2 separate regions of the Homo sapiens genome follow, and region 2 is linked to region 1. A link is an interaction called in ENCODE POLR2A ChIA-PET data of the cell type or tissue named here. Cell type or tissue: MCF 10A. All regions are shown on one strand.

What was found. Peaks named below come from ENCODE experiments on the same cell type or tissue, not always from the same donor. Only the 100,000 strongest peaks of a DNase experiment are listed, where the experiment ranks them.
Region 2: POLR2A ChIA-PET joins it to region 1 with 5 read pairs; 3 of 35 experiments call an interaction of 5 or more read pairs at or near these places.

The regions. Positions count from the first base shown.
Region 1 is chr4:102,437,933-102,440,432 of GRCh38, reverse strand. All of the region lies in intron 2 of NFKB1-AS1 (NFKB1 antisense RNA 1), which reads left to right. Among named protein-coding and RNA genes, the nearest start is that of NFKB1, 62 kb to the left of the region's middle. In MCF 10A, no CTCF peak of the experiment used is centred here; a DNase peak (open chromatin) is centred at 982.
Region 2 is chr4:102,779,151-102,781,650 of GRCh38, reverse strand. It overlaps LOC102723704 (a long non-coding RNA gene), which reads right to left. Exons shown (of 5, transcript NR_125932.1): 3 at 2,306-2,500; 4 at 1,770-1,877. LOC124900743 (a long non-coding RNA gene) reads left to right here. Exons shown (of 2, transcript XR_007058208.1): 2 at 1,859-2,500. Among named protein-coding and RNA genes, the nearest start is that of MANBA, 19 kb to the right of the region's middle. In MCF 10A, no CTCF peak of the experiment used is centred here; a DNase peak (open chromatin) is centred at 1,040.

The sequences.
Region 1 (2,500 bases):
GGTCTACAGTAAGTTTTAAGCAAGCTACAAACTCTATTTCCCTTCAGAACCCCAAATCCTGTTATTCTCACTAAGCCAAAAACATTAGCAGCTAATAGATTTCAACCCCTAAGTAACCCCCTGCCTTAGACTAATGGCAAGATTTCCAAAAAAATTTTTTTGTAGTCAAAATTCCAGATTCTGAATCAATAGAAAAGAAAAAAAATTTCATCCTCCTTGCTTTTTAGTAGGATCCAGAAATCAGAAACAAACTAAGTGTGATAGAGCAGTTCATGCTTCTTTCTTACCAGATAAAGGACTGACATGTCAACATTGGCTTCCTCCAGGCTTGACAATGCCTGGGTTTCTCTGGGTGTATGTGTGGCTGTATCTGTGTGTGTGTACAGACTATTCTGAAGGCTGAGCAGATGATTTGCAGATGTATTCCAGACATGCACAAGGTTGGAATGCATCAGTCATGACTCTGCATTTCTATAATGTTTGTTTTTATTTGTAAATGTTCACTCTATATTTTCCTCTTCCATGAACCTCTCTGAAATAAAGTTTTTCTTGATTAATTTCCTTTAAAATCATTTGTGTTAATTAGGGAAATTATTAAAATCTGAAAAAGACCTAATGCTATGATTTTGTAATGTGAATTTGAGGTTAGAACATTTTAAATTAATGAATCTCTGGTAAAGATGAAATATTTGACCTCTTCTGTAATTAATAAAATTTCGTTGCAGGATTAGGTAGATATCTGGTCAGATAGAGAAAAGACGACTTTAAAATCTAACATCTTCTCTTGATTTATGAAGAACCCTTCCTTATTTGTTTTCTTCCTCCCTCCCTTCGACCCTTCCTTCCTTTCTGTCTCCTACCCTTCCTTTTCTGCCTCTCCACTTTCATCTCCCCCTCCCTCCTTACCCTCTTTGTCTGTGTCTTTTTTCTTTTTTTAAAAAGATGATCTCAGTTTGGAATAAACATTCTTGCGAAATTAGCCAGGAATTTTGCCAAGCTTAGTGTGTACACGTCAGCTGTTTTCTGGAAAATAATTGCACCATGTGACAATGTCTATTATTTTAATTGGTACTGAGGAATGCCTCCAAGATATTTCATCAGGTCAGTATTTCTTACACAGGCAATGGCTTTTTATTTCCTGATGTGCTGATTAAGCAGATAAATAACAGTTTGACATGCTGTATAGGTGAACAAAATAATTGCTATAATTAATAAGCCAGAACTCAAAGAAGTAGTAAACCATTCTTCCTGTATACAAAAGGCTTTAGGACCTGCAGCCTGAGGAAGTTGAAGTATTCAAATTACCCAAAGGAAATGTTAACCCAACTCTACAAGCATGGGAAGACCACTCTCTGGGAAGGCCCTGATGTGTCTGGGGAGCTCAAAGTGCTTTGTCATACAGTCTCTAAGCTTTAGCTAGTCATCTGGGGTCTGTTGCATTTCCAGAATACTTGCATATGTTTGCATACTAAATTCAAGAGGTATTAATTTCAAGAGCTGAAAAAAAGAGTCACTTTGTAAAACTGTATGGAGAATACATGTTCAGAAATTCGTGAATCTGAAAACAAAAATGTGTTTAATAGTGATAGAGGTGGTGGGGTGGGGAACAGAAGGATTATTTCCTCTTTCCACAGCTGTTCCCCAACATTACTGCAGGGTGAACTAAAGATTAGAATAAGAAGTGTTCCTCTGAAAAGGAAAATATTTAATAATTATTATGCTGTGTCACACTGTAACAATGGGATTTGGGGATATAACAAAATACACATTTGTATACTGTTTTTGTCTGTCTTCTGTGTGAGTAAAGGTGGTTAGTCAGTTTTATTGTGAGACTTTGTAGAGACTGGGAGGCCACACCCCTGTGGGTAGACATCATCTCTGGTCAAGGGAGTGCTAATCCCTGAGGTCAGCCACTCGGAGAAGAGGAGATTCTTAGCTGGGAACTGGACTAACAATGGTTGGAAGAAGAAATTCCCCTCTTCGAACTCGACTAACATGGGTGGGAAAAAGAAATTTTCCTGTTCTTCTGGGTCTTAATCTCTTAGTCTAAAAAATTCAGAGATACTGTGTTTGTACTTAGGAGAGGTGGTGTGTTAGGCCATTTTTGTGTTGCTATAAATACCCGAGACTGGGTCATTTATAAAGAAAAGAGGTTTAATTGGCTCTTGGTTCTGCAGGCTGTACAAGCATGGCACCAGCATCTTGGCTGGGCTTCTCAGGGGCCTCAGGGAGCTTTGCAAGCACATCACATGGCGAGAGTGGGAGCAAGGTGCGGGGAGGTGCCCTACAATTTTAAATAACCAGATCTCGTAAGAACTTACTCATTATCACAAAGTCGACACCAAGACATGATGGATCTGCCCCCATGACCTGAGCACCTCCCAGCCGGCCCCACCTCCAACCTTGGTGATTACATTTCAACATGAGATTTGGGGAGGACAAATATCCAAATCATATCTGGTGAGTTCTACGATAGTGCCTGTCACTTACTTGGATCCTA
Region 2 (2,500 bases), 340 kb before region 1:
TGTCCTGCAAGCACAGCTGCACATTAACTTTATGATCTGGACAATAAGCATACCTACCTCATGCTTCAGAGGGAGACACTATGTCAGTCTTCCAAGGCTATTTGATATACAGACATCCTTTAAAGATAGTTCAGAACAAAGACAACCAGTGCCTCTGCTCACAAGATGTTCGGAAATATGAGAGACCCATGGAGAATTGTCTCCCAATATTTTGGAACAACTTGGGAATGTGAATCTTTTTTATTGTAAAATTTATGAAATCTAATATAAATCAAGTATTTCCAATGATAAGTTAACATTCAAATTGAGATATACTGTAAGTATAAAATTCACAATAGACTTTGAAACCTTAATATAAAAAAACTATTTCATTATTATATTAAATATGTGTTGAAATGACAACATATTAGGTATATTGGTTTAAGTAAAATTAATTTCACCTGTTTACTTTTTAAAATGTGACTACTAGAAATTTAAAAATTTTATATGACACTCATATTGTTTCTATTGAACAGCTCAGCCTCAGGCTGTCTAATTTTTACTGGACAGCCCTAGAATGATTGAATGACTAAAGACTAGAAGTTGGAAGGGGCCTTTGCCTGAGTCCTCTGGAAAATAGAGACTCAAACAAAGCTTAATTGTTAATATTTTGGGGGGCGAGGTTCCATCTCAGAATAGTAAGAGTGTAAGAAAAGGGAAGTGAGGCTGAGAAAGAGGGGAAGAACATTTGGGCAGTTACTGGAAAAGCCCGATCCCATTTGCTGTGGCATGGAACTTCATCTGAGTCTGTAATTTCCCGACGACAATTAACACTGGGCATGGAAATGGTAAGAGATGCTCCACTGACTCCCTTCGGTTCCAGACATATCCTCCCTGCTTTAATTAGGTAGTAGTAACTCTAGCTCAGAGTTCATTACCCTAGCCAGTGCATTAACTCCATTTTTCACCTGTTTGCTCAATAGAATGAGTAACCCAAAGTGACTCCACTTGTTACACTTATTAGTCATAACTTCTAATTGGGTGGAACTCTATACCTCCTAACCTAGCCTAGTCAGCAGTTTCAGGGTCAGGATTATCTCCAGCAGTAGCAGATCTGCTGATGTCATGACACAAGTGTTTGAACAGCTTGCATGATTGTCTTGACCTGCTTGTAGTTCTGGTCCCCACTCAAAGTATATAGTATTTGCTTTCTCCAAAATCCAAAGAAACCCAGAAACCATTATGCCTCTTTCTTTTTCTTTCTTTCCCTCCCCTCTCCTCTTCCCTCCCCTCCCCTCCCCTCCTCTTCTTCCCTTTCCTTCTTTTTTTTTTTAAGACAGGGTCTTGCTTTGTCACCCAGGCTGGAGTGCAAGTGCAATCACAGCTCACTGCTCACTGCAAACTACACTTCCCAGGCTTAAGCAATCCTTCCACCTCAGCCTCCCAAGTAGCTGGGACTACAGGTGCACACTACCATGCCTGGCAAATTTTTGTATTTTTTGTGGAGACAGAGTTTTGCCATGTTGTCCAGGCTAGTCTTAAACTCCTACGCTCAAGTGAGTTTAAGTCTTAAACTCCTACTCCTCCAGCCTTGGCCTCCCAAAGTGCTGGGATTACAGGTGTGAGCCACCATGCTTGGCCTATGCCTCTTTATTTATCATAGATGGCGCAATATTCTACCACCCGTCTTTACCTTATAACACATGTATTGGATTGTTGTATTCTTCAAAATTTCAACAATATGGTAGGCCTCTGAATCTCTATGGAATTATTTCTCACTATGTACTTACTTGGGCATGTAGGGTATTTGCCACTTCTTGCTCATAAGTCACATTAGCATCATGCCACTCATGTAGTCGACCAGAATTATGTTTTGCAGAATGTCAAGATGAAGTTACCTGAAAATGATGACGGAACAAGAGAAGGAGAAAGCAGCCTGGATCACATATCGGCTTTGGCCTGCTTCTTTCCTGTTCTATGGCTGTGACCTGTACCCTCCCGGAACCCTCCTTGGAAGGAACAACTTGGCTAACCTGATTAATGCTTAGCTGCCAAAAGATTGAGTTCTCAATGAAAATCATATGGTAATTTTAGTAATACCTTTGTGTATGACCTTGAAAAATACAGACACAAATTTCTAATGCATTTGAGGAAGTAATAAAGTTTTAAAGAGTTAGAGGGTGAGGGAAGGAAGCAGCTTTTTTTATCTGAAACTTGGCTGTCAATGATACAGAAGGGCTGGGCTCCCAGCTAAACCCCACCCATATGCCTGAAACTGCGGCCCCAAGTGAAAACAGCTGACCCCGTTTTTCTGCCCAAATGTTACCTTTTTGGCCTGCCATGCTCCTATCCTGTGCCCATAGAAGACTTCAGCTGGCAGAGCAACACAAGTGGCTGAGCAGCGAGCAGAGAAGCAACTGAACGTTGGAGACTATGGATAGATGTGGCTAACTTCAGACAGGGCTGCTTCAGAGAGGGGCAGCCGGGCTTCAGGGAGAGAGAGATCATTTTCCCGACCGCT